2 separate regions of the Mus musculus genome follow, and region 1 is linked to region 2. A link is a loop called in an ENCODE intact Hi-C map of the cell type or tissue named here. Cell type or tissue: heart. All regions are shown on one strand.

Region 1 (8,000 bases), 86 kb before region 2:
AGTTCTATCTCAAGATCCTTTTATACCAATCACTCCTAGGCACATACATAAAAGGTACTCCATTATACGACAAGGATACTTGCTCAATTATATTCATAGCAGGTTTATTCACAATAGTCAGAAACTAAGCCAGGCGTGGTGACTCACACCTTTAATCCCAGCACTCGGGAGGCAGAGGCAGGTAGATTTCTGAGTTCGAGGCCAGCCTGGTCTACAGATTGAGTTCCAGGACAGCCAAGGCTACACAAAGAAACCCTGTCTCGAAAAACCACAAAAAAAAAAAAGTCAGAAACTGGAAACAACCCAGATGTCCCTCCACTGAAGAATGGATAGAGAAAATACTCAGCTATTAAAAACAAAGACATCACGAAATTTTCAGAAAATTGGATGGAACTAGAAAAGATTATTCTGAGTGAGGTAACCCAGACCTAGAAAGGCAAACATTGTATGTACTCATAAATGGATATTAGCTGTAAGGAATAATCAAGCTACAATCTACAGACCCAAAGAAACTAAGTAGCAAGGAAGGTTCAAGGGAGGAAGCTTGAATCTCCTTGAGAAGGGAAATAAAACAGACATTGGGGTGAAGAGAGAAAGGGACCAGGGTGGGGAGGGGAGGGAAACAGAAGAGGTCAAGTATGGGGAGGATGGAGGGAGAGAGAACTGGAACTGGGGTGGAGTGGGCATACATCTCTGGGATGAGCTGGAAATCGAGGACAATGGAAACTCCCAGGAGTCTATGAGAGTAACCCTAGCTAAGACCTCTAACAAGAGAAGTGAAAACATACCAAAAAGTGAAAATAATTTTAAAGAAATCTCCTTAATAGAAAATTAATAGTCACTACAGATATGTAAATCATTCAAATTATGTAAAGAAAACCTAAAGTGATGACCCAAATATAAAAAGATAATTAACATTTTAGTTAGGGGATTATACCTATTATTTACTTTAAGCTTTTACCAGTTCATTTTTTAAAAATAGAGTTATTTTATGTAGATAAAAGCTAATAAAATTTTTTCAAAAAAATAATAAAAATGAGGCAGTTTTTAATCACCTGACAATTTAAAAATATAAGTAAATTTATTCTAAAGTCATTAACAAATTTGTTTAGTCTAAAGAATTTAGCCATTGAAAAAAATGTAATTCAGAATGCTTCCTTGGGAACTACCATGAAAACCATCAGGAAACATTTGCCCTCAGATGGAAATGACTGCACAATAGGCTCTGAACCCGTGACACATAGAAGTGAGAGGGTGTTCTGCTTCCCCCTCCCCCATCTTCTCCCACATCTTTCAAACTCCTTGCATGCATGAGTTATACAGATCTATTTCAGAAACTGTACTATTCAAGAATCGGGAAATAGTCATGAGTGTTTCTATAAGTAAGTTACAGAGAATAAATGAGTTTCTAAGAACACAGCAATTGTCACACCAGCACTCAGGAAGTCCCGGTGAATGAAGCGGACTGGAAGCAGCTGTGAGGACATGAGGTGCTCGCTTTATCTACCCATGTCTGTAAAATCAGGCTCGAATGAGTTCAGTTTTCCTCATAAAGCCTCAATGTGAACAGTAGGGTGGCTCTTACCACAGCATGGAATTAATTTCTTGTTTTAAAGATTTATTTGTGTGTGCATGTGTGTCCGCACATATGCATGCCATGTGTTTACAGCTGTCAGGGAGTATCATATACCCTGAAGCAGTTGTAACATACCACAATATTAATTAATTAATAATTAGTTTAAAGAGAAGGTGCTAGGAGCCACACTCAGGAGCTGGCATCTGAGAGACCAGCAATTCCTCTCAGTGACTGACCAACCTCTCTGGCCCCAGTTAGTTCCTTAAGCTTCTATAATGATAGAGCGCTCTCTAGTGCATTCCAATTTGAAAAATTAGTAGGCGTGTTTATAACTTAATGGTAGCACCATTCTCTACACATGTCTCTCTGTGAAGGACAGGAGAGATGAAGAATCCAGCTCTGCCCAGGCAGATGCCTTGGAATGCCCATGGCTGAGACAGTTTAACTTTCTCTCATTGCACCTGTGTAGAAGAACAAAACAACACTGCTCTGGTTACCACAGTTTGCAGACCTAACACTTATCTGCCTTTGTGTTCTCCTTGTCCCAGGAGCTGATAAATACAAATGGTATCAGATAGTGTGATCACAGCAAGCCATGCATCAAGGCACAGGCCCTGCCACCTACCCAGGAACCTAACTTCTCACCCTGCACAACTTTCTGCCACTACTTAGGGCTTATGAGTTTTCTAGACAAGACTCTTGGTTTTAAACTCATTTTTCCCTTTAGAAGAACAAAATATGTTTTTCTTTTGAGACATAGTTCCATTTTTAAAGATTTTTCTGCAGAATGATCGTCCCTCTGCCACCAAGACATGTATCTCTTTGGTTAAGTACGTGTCACTGGATACTTCTTTAGGCTCCAGGCGTGACTATTTTCAGAAGAGGAAGGCAGAATTTCCTCCATCCCAGACTCAATCTATATTTCTTCTCTGCTCAGCTATACAAGGAGACCCCTCACAGGACTATCTTACATGTAACATTATCATGAAGAAATTTACTTCAATATAATCTGATTTGTAAAGTGAAAATTGTATTTTATAAGGCATACTTAAGCAAAGGGGCGTATATTGCCTTTAAGAATCTTTTTAAATAAATCACATTTTTATTTTGCTTAGAATTTTTAGGTCTCTTTCATATTTTCTTTAATTCAAACAAGTTTTATTTGAATTTTATAGATGTGGTAAAAGTATTCTTTATTTTTAATTCACTGGTTTTTTTTTTTTTTTTTACTTCTGTGCAAGAGTATATTATTTACATGGAGCTTAAGATGTTTTTTTTTAATATAAAGAAATACTGTTACATTTATACACATTTGAAACTTCAGGTGCTGAGAATATAATTCAGTAGTAGCGCATCTGTCAATCATGTGTGAGGTCCTGGGGCTGATCTCCAGTAATTCTCCCCACCCCGCCTCCAAAAAAAGCAAGTGAATTCAGACAGACGGTGATTACACAACTGAATAGATCTGAGTGTACGACTCTGTGATTTTCCACATCACATATGCCTAACGGTAAGTCCCTTTCATGTTGGGACTTACTCCCACTCTATACGCTAAGTTTCAGCAAACATCAAACATCCTTTCCTACTGCTGCTTTAATTATGAGCCATCCTTTTTTTAAGGTATACAGGTATAGCTCTTAAGTACCACAGGAAAAAAGTGAAATGGCCCAAGATGTTTTTGAAGTGCAGTGTTAGAAAAGAAAACCGAGTAATGACACTTTGTTACCAAGTGCGCGCTCTCTTACATAATCATGGAAGGCTTTAGCTTCGCTCGAGTGTTCACAGGTTTCCCGTCTCTCTGGAGCTGCACAGTAGAGATCCCAAAATACACTGGAAAGTAATTATGGAACATTAAGAAAATCATTAATATGAGAGGACAAAAAAAAAATCACAGTTCAACAAACATTAGGCACATAACTCTTTATGCAAACCCTTTCTTCTTAAGAACATGTATTATTTCTCTGAAAGATTTAAGGTCAGACAGATCCCTTAATGCCAAAACTATATTTTACCTAAACATTTTTCTGAACTGTTAAGCATTCTCCTAAAAGGAAAAAGTAATTATAAAACAAGATGGTTCTTTGTCTGGTCCTGAGAACCAAACCCTTGTGGATAAGGTGCTGGAAACCTTTGTTCTTATAACTGGCTGCTCACGTGACTGACAATTAGCTGAACTAAAGCTTCAGCCAACTCTCCCATGAAGGACAGACGTGTAAGTGACGTCCTTCTGTAACTAATAATAAAGTTCTCTTCCTTCTTTGCAAGGCTATCTTCTCAGGCAGCTCACAGGCCGCCTCCCTAACCAGAACACTGCATTCATTACACAAACGAGATTTTCTCAAAATCTCTACTTTTCCTTCTTCAATAACGAAAATAGGTTAATAATTTTGAAACTAATCATCCCAATCATTCCTGCAAATAATTCAAAAATTATACTTAAAAATAAAGGCCCTGGCCATCTTTGCAGCTATCAAGTTAACCCTGAACAGGAAAGAGGAGTTAAGGACACAGCAGCAGGTGTGCACAGGCCGCATGCAAACAAAGTCCATCACATTATATTATTGCACCTTTCTAAGTCTAGCACGTCAAAGGTAAACACTACCTCAAATGGTCAGAACACAGCTTTCATAACAGGACAGACACACTGCCCTTGTAAGGATGAATAAAATATCAAGCTATAATCTGTGTGAGGGCACAGGAACCTTTCACCTTTGACACATCATTTAGTCTTTCTGGTTCTTTCTCTCATCAAAAAGAAAGAAACACAGTAGTCCTGGTAACGAAGAGCATCAATACAGCAGGACTATCTTCAAGAAGATAACCACACCTAGCCTCCGTGGGCATGAACTCAGCAGACAGTCCCACGGTCACCAGGGGACTTGGCACTCAACAGGCGCCCTCGCATGCCCAGGATCTTAGGATCACTGGTGAGTGGAACACAACATCTGTTCCAAAACAATCTCATTGGGCCTATGCCAGCAGTAGGGACATAGGAAACCCGCCTGACCAGGGGCTCAGGGCCCTTCTGGTCGACACCAGGTCCAGGACACCTTGGGCACAAACTCGGTGAACAGTCCCACAGTCCCCAGAGGTCTCTCCACGCCACAGGTGCTCTAGCAGCCCCAGGATCTTAGGATCACTGGAGAGTAGAATACAACATCTGTTCCAAACCAACTGCAATGGGTCTGTGACAGCAGGAGCAAGGACACAGGAGCCCTGCCTGACCAGCAGCTCGGGTTCCTTCTGATCAGTGCTGGTATATCTTGGATTCGAACGCGCCAGACAGCCCCACAGACCCCACAGGAGATACTACTTCCAAGCACTGTAAAATGCCAAGGGTCTTAGGAGTTCAGGATACCAGGATACAAGGAGTTTGGTCACACCAGGATCTCAGGGTCTCAGAGGAAGCTTGACTGCCAAGAATTCTGAAACACCCAGAATGCGATTATAGGAAGGAGAGGCTCCAATCAGATATATTGAGGGCAGCAAGCACTTGAAATAATCAGATGGCAGGAGGCAAGCATAAGAACAGAAGCAACAGAAACCAAGGTTGTTTGGCATCATCAAAACCAAACTCTCCCACCATAGTAAGTCCTGGATACACCATCACACCGGAAAAGCAAAATATGGATCTAAAGTCACTTCTCATGATGATGATGGAGAACTTTAAGAAGGACATAAATAACTCCCTTAAAGAAATTCAGGAGAACATAGGTAAACAGCTAGAAGCACTAAAAGAGGAAACACAAAAATTACTTAAAGAATTACAGGAAAACACTACCCAACAGGTGAAAGAATTGAACAAAACCATCCAGGACATAAAAAATTGAAGTAGAAATAGTAAAGAAATCACAAAGGGAGACAACTCTGGAGACAGAAATCCTAGGAAAGAAATCAGGAACCATAGATGCAAGCATCAGCAACAGAATACAAGAGATGGAAAAGAGAATCTCAGGTGCAGAAGACTCCATAGAAAACAAGGACACAACAATCAAAGAAGATACAAAATGCAAAAAGATACTAACTCAAACGATCCAGGAAATCCAGGACACAATGAGAAGACCAAGCCTAAGGATAACAGGCATAGATGAAGACTTTCAACTTAAAGGGCCGGTAAGTATCTTCAACAAAATTATAGAAGAAAACTTCCCTCACCTAAAGAAAGAGATGCCCTTGAACATACAAGAAACCTACAGAACTCCAAATAGACTGAACCAGAAAAGAAATTCCTCCCAACACATAATACTAAGAAGAACAAATACACTAAATAAAGACAGAATATTAAAAGCAGTAAGGGAAACAGGTCAAGTAACATAATAAGGCAGACCTATTAGAATTACACCAGTTTCTCTCAGCAGAGACTATGAAAGGCAGAAGATCCTGGACAGATGTTAAATGGACCAAAATAGAACACAAATGCCAGCCCAGGCTACAATACCCAGCAAAACTCTCAATTACCATAGATGGAGAAACCAAAGTATTCCATGACAAAACCAAATTCACACAATATCTTTCCATGAATCCAGCCCTTCAAAGGATAATAAAGGGAAAACTCCAACACGAAGACGGAAATGACACTCTAGAAAAAGCAAGAAAGTAATTCTTCAACAAACCTAAATGAAGATGGGGCAAGAACAGAATACCAGCTCTAACAACAAAAATTACAGAAAGTAACAATTACTTTTCCTTACTATTGCTAATATCAATGGACTCAATTCCCCAATAAAAAGACATGGACTAAGAGACGAGCTACATAAACAGGACCAAACATTTGCTGCATACAGGAAACCCACCACAGAGACAAAGACAGAGTAAAAGGAAAATCAATTTTCCAAACAAACGTCCCAAGAAACAAGCAGGAGTAGCTATTCTAATATCCAATAAAATTGAATTCCAACCCAAAGTTATCAAAAAAGAAAAGGAAGGACACTTCATACTCATCAAAGGTAAAATCTTCCAAGATAAACTCTCAATTCTGAATATCTATGCTCCAAATGCAACGGCATCCACATTCATTAAAGAAACTTTTGTAGAGCTCAAAGCACACATTGCACAGCACACAATAATAGTGGGAGACTTTAACACCCACTCTTATCAATGGACAGATCCTGAAAACAGAAATTAAAAAGAGACACAGTGAAACTAACAGAAGTTATGAAACAAATGGATTTAACAGATATCTGCAGAACATTTTATCCTAAAACAAAAGGATATGCCTTCTTAGCACCTCATGGTACATTCTCTAAAATTAACCATATAATCAGTCACAAAATAAGGCCTCAACAGATACAAAAAATATTGAAATTATCCCATGCATCCTATCAGATCACTATGGACTAAGGCTGATCTTCAATAACAACATCAATAATAGAAAGCCAACATTCATGTGGAAGCTGAACAAAACTCTACTCGATGATAACTTGATCAAGGAAGAAATAAAGAAAGAAATTAAAGACTTTTTACAATTTAATGAAAATGAAGCCAAATACACCCAAACTTATGGGACATAATGAAAGTAGTCCTAAGAGGAAAACTCAAAGCTCTGAGTGTGGCCATAAAGAAACTAGAGAGAGCACACACTAGCAGCTTCACACCACACCTAAAAGCTCTAGAACAAAAGTAATCAAATTCATCCAAGAGGAGTAGATGGCAGGGAATAATCTAACTCAGGGCTGAAATCAACCAAATAGAAACAAAAAGAACTATACAAAGAATCAAGCAAACCAGGAGCTGGTTCATTGAGGAAATCAACAAGATAGATAAACACTTAGCCAGACTAACTAGAGGGTACAGGGACAGTATCCTAATTAACAAAATCAGAAATGAAAAGGGAGATATAACAATAGAACCTGAGGAAATCCAAAGCATCATCAGATCCTACTTCAAAAGGCTATACTCAACAAAACTGGAAAACCTGGTTGAAATGGACAAATTTCTAGACAGATACCAGGTACCAAAGTTAAATCAGGATCAGATTAACAATCTAAACAGTCCTATATCCCCTAAAGAAATAGAAGCAGTCATTAATAGTCTCCCAACCAAAAAAAGACCAGGACCAGATGGGTTTAGTGCAGAGATCTATCAGACCTTCAAAGACGACCTAATTCCAATTCTTCACAAACTATTTTGCAAAATAGAAACAGAAGGTACTCTACTCAATTTATTCTATGAAGCCACAATTACTCTGATATCTAAACCATATAAAGACCCAACAAAGGAAGAAAACTTCAGACCAATTTACCTTATGAATATCAATGCAAAGCTACTCAATGAAATTCTTGCAAACTGAATCTAAGAACACATCAAAACGATCATCCATCATGATCAAGTAGGCTTCATCCCAGGGATGCAGGGATGATTTAATATATGGAAATCCATCAAAGTAATCCACTATATAAACAAACTCAAAGGAAAAAAAAAACCA
Region 2 (8,000 bases):
GCTTTGTTTTGACTTGTTTTTAGTTATACACATATACACAGTTTGGGAACTTGAGAAGATAAAATCCTGAGTGGATAAATGAAAAGGTCTGTGGTCATCTCAATCATCATGGCCGGTGAATAAAAACTGGGTGTCTGAACTCTGCAGAGCATTGAGGAGCTGGGTTTCAAGGCCTTAACACACGTCCATATGGTGGTCTTCGATTTGGCACTTCATATCCAGCCAAAATGACCTTTTAGGAACTGGAAAGTCCAAGCATTTAAACACTCCATTCAAAATAGAAAGACATCTCAAAACCATACAATATTTGTATTTCAAAAACTAAAATCTGCAAAAATCATTTCATGCTACCATCTTATCTGCAATGTTTTAACTCTTTTTGGTGCATCTAAATATGAAAGCTAAAACTTACCTTCTTCAAAATAAAGAGGTAAAGTCCATGATCCATAAAATATATAAGTGCTTCTAATATAAAGACATTAAAAGTGGGTGTTCTTCATGAACACAGCAGTTGTCTTTACAGTATAGATCCATACAAGCAGTGAAGGGCATTATCAGACACTCTGTATTTCCTCATAATATGTAAACAATACGTTCTTTATTTTAAATAAAACTGTTCTGCATTCACACAACAGATTCCTATCAAACTCTGAAGATTAAGTGGAATCCCACACACTTAATTTAGTCAGTGAAGCTCTAAATTGTTATCTACTGGTGTTGGAGAGATGACTCATTGGTTAAGAGCACTGACTGCTTTCCCGAAGGTCCTGAGTTCAAATCTCAGCGACCACATGGTGGCTCACAACCATCCATGATGAAATCTGATGCCCTCTTCTGGTGAGTCTGAAGACTGCTACAGTGTACTTAGATATAATAATAAATAAATCTTTGAATAAAAAATTAGCCCTTTAAAAAAATGTTATCTACCAGAAAAGGGACAATTTGTTTGTTTTCGTCTTCTGATGCTTTTTCATAAGAACTTCCCTTTTTACATGATGTTCAGGGACTTGGAGGAGGAAAGGATTTAATTATAATTTTAAAACATGAAAAAATAAAGTGTCAAAATTTTCTCAAGTTCTGGATAAATAATTTTCTTATCATTAAAAGGGGCTCTTAGAAAATAATTTAAAGTGGCAAAACTCTTCTACTTGCATAATTTCAAGAGATTTAAATTTAAAATATTTTAAAACACTTATAAGTTTTGTAACCTTGTTCTTCATTGAGCAAGGTAAGAATTCCAGAATCCATCAAGAACAGACAATGTCTGCAGTATAAGTTCATTTCAATGTCAATCACAAAATAAAAACTATCAGTCATAAGAAGAAAAACATAACGACTCCAGCAACCTCAAGATTCTACTGGATGGAAGAAATAATGCAGTGCTCACAATGGCAAACAAGCATAAGGAAAAGACGTTCAAACAGCTAAGAACTGGGCCCTCCTGCTGGGCAGTGGTGGCACACACCTTTGATCCTAGCACTTGGGAGGCCAGCCTGGTCTACAGAGTGAGTTCCAGGACACCCAGGGCTACACAGAGAAACCCTATCTTGAAAAACTAAAAAAGAAAAAAAGAAAAAGAGAACTGGGCCCTCTCAGTTTTGGTAAATGGAAGCTGTGAGAAGCCTCCCCAAGATATAAACACCGGGAAATAAAATACTTGCAGCAATACAATTATCTCCCGAAGACCCACTGAGAGTGGCAACTTCCATCTGAAAGAAGGCCCAGAATCCAAAATTTATTAAAGCATTATCAAAGTCATAATTACCTGGGAAAAAAATCCCAATCAAAAATGGCAAGTTGTGTCTTCTCTTCTGGTCCCAGGTGCTGCGGGTCATGGTACAGACATGGCTAAGTCCAAGAACCTCACCACACACAACCAGTCCCGCAAATGGCACAGAAACGGCATCAAGAAACCCCCGTCACAAAGATACAAATCTCTTAAGGGGGTTGACCCCAAGTTCCTGAGGAACATGCGCTTTGCCAAGAAGCACAACTAGAAAGGATGAAGAAGATGCAGACCAACAATGCAAAGGCCGTGACTGCACATGCAGAGGCCATCAAGGCCTTGTGAAGCCTCAGGCCATCAAGCCCATGATGCCAAAGGGCCCCAGCCGCAAACTCAGCCGTCTGGCTTTCATCCCTCACCCCAAGCTTGGGAAGTGGATTTGAAGCTACATGGCCAAGGGGCGTAGGCTCTGCCAACCAAAGTCCAAGTTCAAACCAAGGCAGAGGCTGCAGCTCCAGCAAAGGCCCAGGCTCCCAAAAGGTGCCCAGGCCCCTGTGAAGGCTCCTGCCAGTGTGAAGACAAACGGACTGCTGTGAGACACCCACCCACACACATTTGCAGACTACCAGTGTCCTATGCTGTTTTTACAAATTAACTTGAGACAAGATCAAAAAGCAAAAAAAAAATATCAAGTTGTACTAATAAACAGGCAGAAGGATGGCATTTTCTGACTAGACTCAGGACCCATTGTTTTGTTAAATTAGGGATACACAGGGGGAGTCGTAGATGATGTAGAAACAAGCTATACCTGTCCCTTTGCCTTTTATACTATCTTAAGTACACGGATAAAAATGGCCCTATGTTTATATGCTGCACTGCTTCCATACTCACAATAGACAAGAAAAAATTAGAATAGACATAACAATAACCTTAAATATTTAGTGTATGTTTATGATTTTGAACTGTTTGTATTTTACACTGTTCTTATTAATCATTTTACTTGTTTACATTTAAATATTATCCCCCTTCTTGGTCGACTATTTACTGTCCTAAAGAGCTGGAAAAGCTAGACTATGATACTCTTCACCTTGGTTTGGCCTGCACTCTGGCATAAGTAGCTCCCTCTCTCAGGCCTATTCCAAGTAACAATGGGCTACTGTATACAGAAAGAACTCATACAGTCAAAGCTGCTGGCATTATCAAGAGGACAACCAAACTATTGAGAATATGCACAACACAGGAAAACCTAGAAAATGACTGAGAAAGCCTCATGAAATTGAGCAGAAATATTTCTTTTACTTAAACAGTGGCATGTGAAGATGGCTGATTTAACCACCAGATCAAGACCATGGCCTCTGAGTTATGTTTTACAAACACACACACTATCTTATTCAAGAAAAAAAAATTGATCTGTACGTATTTTATAGTTGATTTTAAGTGAATATAAGCATTCACTTTGAATTCATTTAAGTAAATATAAGCACTAAGTTACTAAAGAAAACTACACATGAGCTCTGCTTAGAATAGCAGTGAGTATAAGTAAGCTTTGTCTCCTGCTGGACAGTATGCATTATATTAAATATATTGATACAACTAAATTTATTGTATTTTTATAATATAAAAAGATAGCTCATATATTCGTAGCTGCATTTCAAACCTCTAATCAGTCATGAGATGAACTGTGTACTCTGTACTTTAATGATACAAACTGGTTCTAATTTATACCCTACATTTTTTAATCCAAATATACTTTCAAACGACAAAATAATTCTTAGTAAGAAATTGACATTTACCAGTTACTCACAACATACTTTATAAATATCACTACTGACAAGAAAATCGAAGCTTTATCATATCAGAGGACACATGATAAATTAGCCAAACTCAGCGTGCCACCCTTGCACTTGTATAAATGTACACTGTTGCAAATGACAAGCGCATTTACCAATCTGCTATACTACCACTAGATGAAATGAGGTTGCTTTTGTTTAACACCTCAGATTACATGTTTCCTGCTTTAGGGATGGTAAAGAGTAAACTCTGGGTCCCTGCCTACTTAACAACTTCAGAGGGGGCCCAACAGCTTTGGGAGGAATTCTAAATTAATCCCTGGCTTTCCAGAGGAGCTGTGGCTTCTCTCTGAAACCTCGTCCCCCCTTCCCCGGCCGCCATACACACACACACACACACACACACACACACACACACACACACACACACACTCAGCACTGCTGGACTTTCTGTTTCTTGACAGGCTCAGTCGATCCTCCTGGCTGTCTCCCAAGCACAGACTGTTCCCTATGCCAATTGCTCTGTTCACTTCTCTGGCAAGGTTTGTCTTCTCACTGCTGGATCTGCTGCCTTATACAGTACCTGGCAAACAGCAAGACCCTGAATAAGTATTTAATGAGTAAATGGATGACAGAATTTAAACTTGTTTTAACTTTTGCTTTTGAGGAGGTATTTATTGGGAACCTGGAAAATGACCAGTGTACACAAATGTTATCACCTGTCATTTTTGCCCCTCCTACTCTTTACTCTTTCCATTCTGCTCCTGGCCTGTGAAAATCTTGTGTATTTTCTTACCTTCTTCCCCTCAATCAAACTCACTTTTATTTTACTTGTGTCTGTCTCTCCCTCCCCCTCTCCCCCTCTAACCCCCCTCTCTCTGTGGTAGGGGGAGGGCACTGAGACAAGGTCTCCTGTAGTCCAGGAGCCATATAGTCAAGGCTGTTCTTAAAATTCTGATCCTCCTCCTGCATGCTGTAAGATATATGTGCACCATGAAAATACACTTTGGTTAAAAGATGTGTTTAATGGAGCTGGAGAGATGGCTCAGTGGTTAAGAGCACTGCCTGCTCTTCCTGAGGTCCTAATAAGTTCAATTCCCAGCAACTACATGGTGGCTCACAACCATCTGTAATGAGATCTGATGCCCTCTTCTGGTGTGTCTAAAGACAGCTACAGTGAATTCATATACATAAAATAAATGAATCTTTAAAAAAGATGTGTTTAAGAAACGCTGGCATGAGATTCAGGAAAACTGTCTCGGGCTAGAAGGTATGGCTTAGTGGTAGAGCACTTGCCTAACATATACAAGGCCCTAGGTTCTCTCCTGGTACTATATACAATTATGAGGGGACAGTGGGCTCATGCTTTGGGGTCACAGTCCTCTCTTGTCACCCAGAACTCAAGCACATGTGCCATGTCACTCACTTCCTCACAAGGCCTAGCTGCATGTACAGGACTGTTTGTATCAATTAAGTTGTGTTTCTGATAGTAAAATAACTAAATAATAAAATAAAGGTAGGGTTTTATACAAGTGCCTTTGGGTTGTTTTGCTTTGTCTTCATTAAACAATTCTTCAAAATTCCTAGGCATGTGTGCATATAGAAAAAAATCTGCAAGGTCATATGGTTATTTTTACTTTCTTCTTTTCTGTTGGGTGATGGGAAGATGCAATACACACATCTACTCACCTCAGACAGGAAGACTACACAACAGACCAAAGTACAGATAACACCAAAGTCCAACTTGCTGAACCAATGAGTTCTATTGGGGTTACTGCCCACCCCAGCATGGATGACAACTCACAAAGCTGGGAACCTGGAGAACACCACAAAGTTGAGTTCAACAGGTTGGAGAGTGATCTTCCCAAGTGACTCTGACCTAATCTCTCCCAGGCAGCTGGTCTGGTCTCAGACTTAGCAGCTCAGTCTCACTGCTTACTCTGGCAGGGAGGAGCCTATTGACTCTGCTCTGTTTCAGGAACTTCCTGAAGTTATTTTAAGCTGTTTACCTTCCTGCCTAGGGAGCTTCCTGCAGGATAGAATGTTTTAATCTTGGGGGAAATTGCTGATCAATAATTCGCCTTACCTGTATTTTTTTAAGTTATTTTTCCCATAATGCATTTTGTTTAAACACTAATGGCCTACTGACTGGTAGGCCCAGCAAGCAGTTATTAATTTAGTTTTATTAACTATACCACAATCACTTCCCAATTACCTTTTAGAGATGACCCCTTTATTCTACTTTAAGATTCAGAAAGCTTCTAAAAATTAATTGACAAAAAAAGCTAACACTGTAACCTATCCTAAAACTCATTTTTAAAAGTTATACATAGTCGCCTATCTACTAAAAGAAAAAAAAATCCACTTACTGGCTTCTTTCTCATACCCTATAGTAACCCATTATTGTCATAATTTAATAAAATTTAAAGTACAAGAAAGTAGACAACAGTAATTAACAAAACCTCTTCACAATGTGACAGAACCAGCAAACACTTCCCATTTAGAAGATGTGTCAAGTGAAACCACCCTCTGCCTCCTGCAGTTTTCTTCTGCTTGTTCTTTCTCAAGGAAAGGCTCTCCACACCTGCCACCTCCATCTCTGCCTTATCCCCAAAATACTAACACTGCCCAGGCATGGCCTATTTTAATCTCAGCACTCAGGAGACAGAGCAGAGACAAAGGCAGGTAGATCTCTGTGTTCCTGGCCAGCCAGGGCTACAGTTACATAGTGAGATTCTGTCAGAACCAACCAACAAGCACAACAACTCCCACCAAAGGCACCCTCCACTGCAGCTTTTCTCCCAGATCACAGGAGGAATCATAATTTTAAAATCCAGCCCTGGCTAACATCTTATTCCCTTCTAGGTCTGCCAAAGTTAACCCCCCTCTGGAAACTCCCCTTCCTGACACGATGCTTTATGAGGTCCCCTCATTTCTGTTTGCTGATCTTTTTCAGTCTAAATCTGAATCTTTCACTCTACCTGGCTTTTACATATTCTCCAAGGTTTATCTTCCTTCAGTTTCCTCACTTTCTCCCCCCACATTCCCAAGAACACATTTCCTTCCCACCTCATGATACATAACAGAAGAAAATCTGGGCTCTAGAAAAGGGCTCATGACTAATCTACATTGGTAGAAGTCAGGTAAGGTAGGAACAGATAGATGCTTCTGGGTCTTTTCTTCAGGTGGGTGCTTAGTCACACTTTTCTGTTCAGTTGGTAAAAGTTCAGCAAGCTATGCACTGAAGATAAATGCATATTCCTGTTTGGATCTCATACCTCCATGACAGTATTTAAGTGAATGAGCTAAACCTGGGCATGGATTGCAGCTCAGACAAGCATTGTTTACAAGACTACTAAGCTTACTAAATAAGCCTTGGTTCCCTCCATCAGCAATGTGAGAGCAACAACTCTCAGAAGGCATGGAACAGAGCTTGAAAGCAAGTACTGTATGCTTCTAAATAGTACATCTCTGCCCCACCACTTCTCCCTTCCAGTATCTCCAGCCTAGATTTTCCCTCTGAACTCAAAGTCCGACTTATCCAACTCCCCCCACCCCCCAGCGGCTCCATCTCTAGTTATGAATGGCATTTCAATCTGAGCGTCCTCCTTCTCACACTTCCCCATCCTTACTCCTGTACTTCCTCCGCATCTGTGACTGAAACATAATAGACATCTTAAAAATCCTACTTTTTACATTGAAGCCCCTGAATCCAGTGTATTCTATATCCTGAAACTGCTACTGTATTAGTCCAACAACAACAACAAACAAGGTAACCATATAAAACTGTACTGTCACAGTAGCTTGATTACAAAAGTTTCCTAAGATACCTGTCCCCTTACCCAGTTCTCCATATTACTTACAAAATTATTATTCCAAAATGTATCTCATGATATAACTTTCCTGCTTAAAATTCCTTATCTCATAGATCAAGCTGTCATTCAAGGTTACAACCAAAGTAGTTTAACTTACCACGCATATCGTCTATAGTACCAACTTTACACCAAATTTACAGCAGTCTACCAACACAGTTCAACCTCACACTGAGAATATTCAGAGAATACCACATCTATATGGACTTCTTTTGTCATATTCCAGAAACAATATAACAACTGCCTACATTTATTCACACTGCACTAGATAAATAATCTAAAGAAGACTGAAAGTACCTGAGGGATTGTGGGGACACTGCATGCAAACAGTATACCCTATCGTGTAAAGGACTTGAATGTCCACACATAGGATCCATGGGGGAGGGGGGGTCCTAGAACACATAAACTAAAACCAGATACCATTTCTCTTTAATGTCTCCATGTTTGTGTGCATGTTTCTTCTAGAATGCTCTTTAACTGACCATCCCCCAGCTACCTATCCTTACCCTCTAGAATATTAGTACCTTTTCTCAGAGGCCTCCTGGAGCCTCCTGCTTACACATTAGAGCTCTTGCTACCAGGGTGGTAAGTGCTGATAGCGAGCCCTGGGAA

Evidence for each region. Peaks named below come from ENCODE experiments on the same cell type or tissue, not always from the same donor. Only the 100,000 strongest peaks of a DNase experiment are listed, where the experiment ranks them.
Region 1: a loop joins it to region 2, with 2.0 times the contacts of the local background. A loop is called at or near these places in 2 of 42 quality-filtered maps.

Annotation. Positions count from the first base shown.
Region 1 is chr13:91,560,016-91,568,015 of GRCm38, reverse strand. Ssbp2 (single-stranded DNA binding protein 2) reads right to left here. Exons shown (of 17, transcript NM_024272.4): 4 at 3,322-3,406. Among named protein-coding and RNA genes, the nearest start is that of Gm41016, 30 kb to the right of the region's middle. In heart, no CTCF peak of the experiment used is centred here; no DNase peak of the experiment used is centred here.
Region 2 is chr13:91,474,203-91,482,202 of GRCm38, reverse strand. All of the region lies in intron 1 of Ssbp2 (single-stranded DNA binding protein 2), which reads right to left. Among named protein-coding and RNA genes, the nearest start is that of Ssbp2, 17 kb to the right of the region's middle. In heart, a CTCF peak has its summit at 836 (motif pointing left); a DNase peak (open chromatin) is centred at 4,002; H3K27ac peaks cover 861 bases.